2 separate regions of the Homo sapiens genome follow, and region 2 is linked to region 1. Evidence: read pairs that join two places in POLR2A ChIA-PET (ENCODE). Cell type or tissue: PC-9. All regions are shown on one strand.

Region 1 (4,000 bases):
GCTCCATTAAGGGTAAATGCCGTATACAGGTGTACCATTTTACAGGCATAAGCCACCATGCCTGGCCATCTATTTCTTGTTGAATGAGTTTTGGTAGTTTGTCTTTCAAAAAATTTGTCCTTTTCATCTAAGTTGTCATATAAGTTTCCCTAAGGCCAGGGGTGGTGGCTCACATCTGTAATCCCAGCCCACTGAGGGGCTGATGGGAGATTGCCTGAGGTTTGGAGTTTGAGACCAGCCTGAGCAACATTGCAAGACCCTGTCTCTACAAAAACAATTTTTTAAATTAGCTGGTTGTTGTCGTACATGCCTGTAGTCCCAGCTACTCAGGGGTCTGGGGTAGGAGGATCGCTTGAGTCTAGGAGTTTGAGGCTGCAGTGAGCTCTGATCATGCCACTGCATTATATGCTTGGGTGACAGAGTGAGATCCTATCTCAAAAAAAATTGTCATAAAATTGTTCATAAAATTCCCTTATCATCCTCTAATATCTGAGAGCCCGTGGGGATGTTGGCTGTCTCATTCCTGATATTGCTAATTTTTATCCTCCCTTTCTTTCCTGATTAGTGTGGCTAGAAGTTTTCAATCTTATTGATCTTCTCAAAGAAAGAGCTTTTTGTTCCACTGAATTTTTTTCTATTATTTTTCTGTTTTCTAGTGTGTTGATTTCCACTCTAATCTTTGCTATTTCCTTTCTTCTGATTACTTTAGATTTAATTTACTCTTCTTTTTTGTTTAAGAATCTTAAGGTGGAAGCTGAGAACATTGACATGAAAAAAATAGATCAATGGACTCAAACAGAGTCCAGAAATAGACCTGCACTTACATGGACAACTGGTTTTTATTAAAAGTGCAAAGACAACTCAGTGGAGAAAGGACAGTCTTTTAAATAAACGGTACTAGAATAACTGGATATCCATAGGCAAAACAATAGATTTTGATTCTTATCTCATAAAATATTCAAAAATTAATTCAGATGTATCACAGACCTAAAGGTAAAACCTAAAACATGAACATTTCTAGAAGAAAATCTTTGTGACCTTGTATTAGGCAATGATTTCTTAGCTACACCAAAAGCATAATCCATAAAAGGAGAAATTGATAAACTGGACTTTAGCAAAATTAAGAATCTCTGCTCTTTGAAACATCTTGGTAAGACAATAAAAAGACAGCCCAGAGACTGAAGTAAATATTTGCAAATCATATACTTAATAAAGGACTTGTATCCAGAATATACTCAGCACTCTCAAAACTCAATAATAAGAAGCAACTCAACTTTTTTAGATGGGCAAAATATTTGAATAGATATTTCACCAAAGAAGGCATGTAGATGGCAAATAAGTGCAGTCATGTGCCACTTAGCAACAGAGATATGTTCTGAGAAATGTATTGTCAGATGATTCTATCATTGTGCAGACATCGTAGAGTGTACTATACAAATCTAGACGGTATAACCTACTATACACCTAGGATATGTGGGATAGCCTATTGGATAGGCTACAAACTTGTACAGCATGTTACTGTCCTGAATATTTTAGGCAATTGTAACACAACGGGAAGTATTTGTGCATCTAAACATAGAGGTGGCATAGTAAAAATATGTATAAAACAGAAAATGGTACACCTGGATAGGGCATTTACCGTTAATGGAGCTTGCAGGACTGGAAGTTGCTCTGAGTGAGTCAGTGAGTGAGGGTGAGTCACTGTGAAGGCCTAGGACATTACTGTAACTACTGTTTACTTTGTAAACACTGTACACTTAGGCTACACTAAATTTATTTTTAAAATATTTTTCTTTCTTCAATAATAAATTAACCTTAGCTTATTGTAACTTTTTAATTTCATAAACTTTTTGATATTTTAAAACTTCTGACTCTTTAATAACACTTAATGTATAACACACATTGTATAGCTGCACAGAACAATTTTTTCTTCATATCCTTATTCTATAAGCATTTTTCTATTAAAAAGTTTTTGTTTTTTTTTTACTTTTTAAACTTTTTTGTCCCAAACTAAGACACAAACACACACATTAGCCTGGGCCTACAAATCATCAGGATCATCAATATCACTAATATCACTGTCTTCCACCTCCACGTCTTGTCCCACTGGGAGATCTTCGGGGGAAATAACATGCATGGAGCTGTCTTCTCCTGTGTTAACAATCCCTTCTTCTGGAATACCTCCTGAAAGACCCAGCCATTCCACTCCTGAGTATTTATCCAAGAGATATGAAAGTATAAGTCAATATAAAGACTTGGATATGAATATTCATGTCAGCTTTATTTGTATTAGTTCAAAACTGGAGACAACCTAAATGTGCATCAATGGGTGAATGAGTAAACAAATTATGGTACATACAAACCATGGAATAACACTACTTGGCAATAAAGAGGAATACATTACTGATACACACAACCCCAGGGATGAACCTCAAAATAATTATGCTGAGTTAAAGAAGCCAGACAATAAAATTGCTGGATAATTCTATTTATATAAAATTCTAGTAATGAAAATTAATCTATAGTGACAAAAAATGGTTAATGGCTGCTTGGGAATGGGAAAGGGTTCAGGGAGAGGTGAGAGGAAAGGGTTGCAAAAAGACATGAGAAAAGTTTTGGGAATGATGGATATATGTTCACCATGGATATATGTTCACCATTTTTAGGGGTGGTGATTGCACAGGTGTATACATATGTCAAAACCTAAATTGTTCACTTTAAAATGTACTATCAATTGTAGGTCAGGTACACTTCAATAAAGCCAGGCACAGTGGCTCATGCCTGTAAGCCCGGCACTTTGGGAGGCTGAGGTGGGCAGATTGCTGGAGCTCAGAAGCTCAAGGCAGCCTGGGCCACATGGTAAAACCCCATCTCTACCAAAAATACAAAAATTAGCCAAGTGTGGTGGTGTGAACCTGTAGTCCTGGCTACTTGGAAGGCTGAGGTGGGAGGATTGCTTGACCCTGAGAGGCGGAGGTTGCAGTAAGCTAAGATTACGCCACTGCACCCCAGCTTGGGTGACAGAGTGAGACCCTGTCACAGAAAAAAAAGAAAAAGAAAAAGAAAAAAGGCATGTCTTTCATTATCTGAGTCTTTTAAAACATCCTTTAAAGGAGTTTTATATTTTTCCTCATAAAGATTTTGTGCAGTTGTGTTAGGTTAATTCCAGGATACACAATAATTTCTGGTGCTACTGTGATGTATCTTAATTCATATTTTCTCACTACTTATTGTATTAGTAGTATCAGTTATGTCACTTATGTATGGCTGCATAATAAACCACTCCCTAAACTCAGCGAATAAATACAACCATGTTGTTACTTACGAACCCAGGGGTCAGAGTTTCAGGCAGCGCTCCACAGGAAGTGCTCCACATGACATCAGTGGGGTGACTGGACTGTCTTAGAGGCTTCCAGATGGCTTCATTCACATGTCTGAGGGCCTGATGGTGGGCAGGAGAGCAAAGGCACATTGCAAAGGGATGGATCCAGAGAGGCATGATTCACTGGAGACAGTTTTTAATATTTTACCTTAATGAGGAGGAACACTGTATTGGTTAGATTTATGTGTCAGCTTGACTGGGCCATGGGGTGCCTAGGTATTTGGTCACACATTATTCTAGGTGTTTCTGTGAGGCTGTTTTTTGGATGAGCTTAACATTTAAATTGTAGACTGATGCAAGCAGATTGCCCTCTATAATGTGGATGGGCCTCATCCAATCAGTTGAAGGCCTGACCAGAAGAAAAGGCTGACCATCCGCCGAGTAGAATTCTCCTGCCTGATGGCTTTTGAAATGAGTCATTGGCTCTTCCTGGTTCTACAGGAGCTTTCTGACTTCACACTTAAACTGGGATATTGACTCAGACTTGGACAGATTTGGATTTGCCAGCCTCCATAATCACATAAGACAATTCCTTCTAATAAATCCTTTATTATTTCTTATAATAAATGAATGAATGAATGTATCCTACTAATTCTGTTTCTTGAGAGACCCCTGACT
Region 2 (4,000 bases), 51 kb before region 1:
TACCAATCCCAGAACTCAAGACTCCTCAAGTCTATGAAACACAACTCTGAGAGGAGCTGCTTCAAAGTATTGTTTCAATTATTTCTGAGATTTAGATTCAGTTAGCACAATAAATACAGTATAAAAAGAGAAGGCAGAGAGGTGGAGAGGAGGGGGGGAGCCTGAGACTATGTTGCCAAGATGTTCTTTTTGTAGAAAATGACTGTGAAAGAAGGAAGAGCTCATTCTCTTATCCTTTTAAATCTCACAGCTTCATAATCCTCCCTAAACCTGACCTTCCTTTCTTTTTTTTATTTTTTTATTTTTATTTTTATTTATTTTATTTTATTTATTTTTTTTATTGATCATTCTTGGGTGTTTCTCGCAGAGGGGGATTTGGCAGGGTTATAGGACAATAGTGGAGGGAACCTGACCTTCCTTTCAACTTCTATTGGAAACTCTCCAGTACTGAAGTCTATTGTCCAACTCAAATGATAACCTTTCCTATCTTCTTTCTTCTTGCCCACCCTATACAAATAGGTGGTATGGTTTTTGCTTTTATTAAAACTGTTTTTGTAACCAATGTTTATTTTTTATCAAAATATTCCATGCAACTAGTCTAGGGGTCAAATAATGCTAAAAAGGCTTAGAGCAAAAGCAGCAGTTTCACTCCTACCCCTTCATCACTTCCTACCACTCAGAGGCAACTACTCAACTTGTTCAATTTATTGCTTTGTGGGTACATAATAAGAGTGGGAAAACAGGCCGGGCACAGTGGATCATGCCTGTAATCCCAGCACTTTGGGAGGCCGAGGCGGGTGGATTACCTGAGGTTGGGAGTTCGAGACCAGCCTGACCAACATGGAGAAACTCCATCTCTACTAAAAATACAAAATTAGCCAGGTGTGGTGGCACATGCCTGTAATCCCAGCTACTAGAGAGGCTGAGGCAGGAGAATCCCTTGAACCTGGAAGGTGGAGTTTGCGGTAAGCCGAGATCGCACCATTGCACTCCAGCCTGGGTGACAGAGCAAAACTCTGTCTCAAAAAAAAAAAAAAAAAAAAAAAAAAAAAAAAGAGTTGGAAAACAAAATTTATCTCTTTGGACATTTATCTCTGTTATATCTAAGAAATACGTACATGTTATCTCTAGTTTGTCACATAGCATTTTTTTTTTTTTGAGACAGGATCTTGTTCTGTCACCCAGGCTGGAGTGCAGTGATTCACTGCAACCTGTACCTCCCTGGTACCAGGGATTCTCATGCCTCAGCCTCCTGAGTAGCTGGGATTACAGGTGTGCACCACCACACTCAGGTAATTTTTGTAATTTTAGTAGACACAGGTTTTCACCATGTTGGACAGGCTGGTCTCGAACTCCTGGCCTCAAGTGATCCACCAGCCTCGGCCTTCCAGAGTGCTGGGATTAAAGGCGTGAGCCACAGCACCTGGTCCACATAGCAATTTTTATGTTAAGCAACTGTGAAAAGCTTACACACGTGAACTGTTTATCTGATCAAGTTTATTGTTCTTCAAAATTCATGTAGGCCCAGCTACTATGGAGGCTGAGGCAGGACTGCTCGAGCCCAGGAGGTTAAGGTTGTAGCTTGCAATAATTGTGCTCGTGAATGGCCACTGCACTCCAGCCCAGGCAACACAGCAATAATGACTTCAATGTAGTTCAAGCTTGTCCAAACCACGGCCCACTAGCTGCATGTGGCCCAGGCTTTGATTGTGGCCCAACACGAATTTGTAAACTTTCTTAAAACATTATCAGATTTTTTTGTGATTTTTTTTTTCTTTAGCTCATCAGCTATCGTAAATGTTAGCCTATCTTAACCGTGGCCCAAGACCATTCTTCTTCCAACGTGGCCTGGGGAAGCCAAAAGATTGGACACCCCTGATTTAATCCACCACAAACCATTCTGAATGAAAAGTTTTCGGAAGTGCAAATCCGAAGAAGATAATGCATTTACCGGATTACAAAATCATTATAATACAATCAGTCAGGATTCTAGCACAGAAGAGATTGAAGCAGAGCAGAACCCACTAGGGTATGTATATTATATATCATATATACCGCATATAATCTTACACAATTGTGGGAACTGCTTAAGCAATCCCTGTAAAGCTGTTATCGTCACAGCTGATCCTGGAGCTTGAAGACGTCAGGAAAGGCAGTCAGGAAGGCGTAGAGAAAAGCAAATACCAGCTGGAACCCACAAAGGCAAACTAAAACCGTGTCAATTCTCTTTGCCTTTGACCTTGATAGTATGGCCATCCTGCAGAAGCAGCTGCGTTCCTTCAGTACACACCTAGCCTAGGAGTAGGAAACGCTGGAGAAGGACTTGGGGGAAGGCGGAGCAGTTTTAGGCCCAGCTGCTGGCCCAAGCCAAGGAGGTAAACCAGCAGATAAACAATAACACGAGCCACAAAATGTCTGCTGCTTCGCTCCCGCCCTCAAATCTGCATGAGAATGTCTCCTGTGGCCCACCCTAACCAGAAACATATCCACAGGGGATGCTGGGAAACGTAGTTCCACCTCGCCAAGGGGACACAATACGTTTCAAAGCCACCATGGTCTACCGCTTCTCAATTTGGCACCTGAGTTTATTTATTTATATATTTATTATTTATTTAGCTGGGGGATGTCAGGAAGTCACTTTATTTGTAAAATGATGGATTAGACCTGACTATATTCTCTGATAATTAGAAGTTTGCAAAGATGAATAAAGATTTATAAGGCCAGGCGTGATAGTTCATGCCTACAATCTCAACTTTGGGAAGCCGAGGAGGGAGGATCACTTGAGCCCAGGAGTTCGAGATTAGCCTGGGCAACCAAGCAAGACCCACTTCTCTACAAAAAAATAAAAATAAAAAATAAAAAAATAAAGAAAGAATTAGCCAGGCTTGGTGACTTACTGAGGCAGGAGGATTTCTTGAGCTCAGGAGTTCAAGGCTGCAGGGAGCCATGATCACTGCACGGCACTTCAGCCTGGGCAACAGAGCGAGACCTTGGCTCTAACAAAAAAAAAAAAAAAAAAAAAAAAAAAAGGAAAGAAAAGAAAAAGATTTATAAAGTCAATTTTATGGAGGAAGGTCTCTCATTCGGTTCTGAAGTGTTGCGAATCTAAAGTTAGGAAGACAAATTCCCTTTAATTCAGCAAACACTAAGCCCCTACCATAGGCGTCCTCTGCGAAGGAGACACTCCGAATCTCAGGCGCTCACTCGCCATGTGTAAGAGGAAGCGCAAATAAAAGTCCTGGCCAGGCGCGGTGGCTCACGTCTGTAATCCCAGCACTTTGGGAGGCAGAGGCGGGAGGATCACTAGAGGTCTGGAGTTCGAGACCAGCCTGCCCAACATGGTAACCCCCTCCACTCCCCCCACCACACTTCTACAAAAAATAAATAAATAATAAATAAAAATAATAAAAAGCCCTTTCACTCGAGAAGCATTTCGCTTCTCTTAGCCGGAGCCATCCTCCAAAGTGCGAAAGCCTAATTACTGTCCACTCTCACCAAGCCATTAGCAAAATGACCACCTACCTGCTGTGAACACCGAGGTGAGGCTACTACAGTTCCCAGCCGGCCTCTCTCCCACTTCCGCTCCTGGACTCCACAGGCCAGGATTAAGGCACCCATGTTTTAAACCACACTTAACCTCTAAATAAAGATAACAACTAAGGCATCTTTCTGTCTAATATGACACAACTGTACCATGTACAACACAAAACACGTTAACCCTTTCCCCAGAAAGATGAGGCAAAATTCCTTTTCAGTTTTTGAAGGGTATTCATTTTCCTACCTAATTCACACTTTTCCTTTGGTATTCCACAATTTAAAAACTGATATAAATCTAATCTGCTATTAAGTATGGGTATGGGAGAGGGAAAGAAAATCAAACTACTTTATTCATATAGACACAAACATATTCATGTAAAAAAAGGAAGAAATATTCATTACAGTCCTTATTTCTGCAGCTAGCTACATGGCTGTAAACTATTTTATCAAGCCAGCTGCTTCG

Evidence for each region. ChIA-PET counts read pairs that join two places held together with the same protein. Peaks named below come from ENCODE experiments on the same cell type or tissue, not always from the same donor. Only the 100,000 strongest peaks of a DNase experiment are listed, where the experiment ranks them.
Region 2: POLR2A ChIA-PET joins it to region 1 with 10 read pairs; 3 of 35 experiments call an interaction of 5 or more read pairs at or near these places.

The regions. Positions count from the first base shown.
Region 1 is chr17:27,224,492-27,228,491 of GRCh38, reverse strand. No RefSeq gene overlaps it. Among named protein-coding and RNA genes, the nearest start is that of MIR4522, 68 kb to the left of the region's middle. In PC-9, no CTCF peak of the experiment used is centred here; a DNase peak (open chromatin) is centred at 1,661.
Region 2 is chr17:27,275,205-27,279,204 of GRCh38, reverse strand. No RefSeq gene overlaps it. Among named protein-coding and RNA genes, the nearest start is that of MIR4522, 17 kb to the left of the region's middle. In PC-9, no CTCF peak of the experiment used is centred here; no DNase peak of the experiment used is centred here.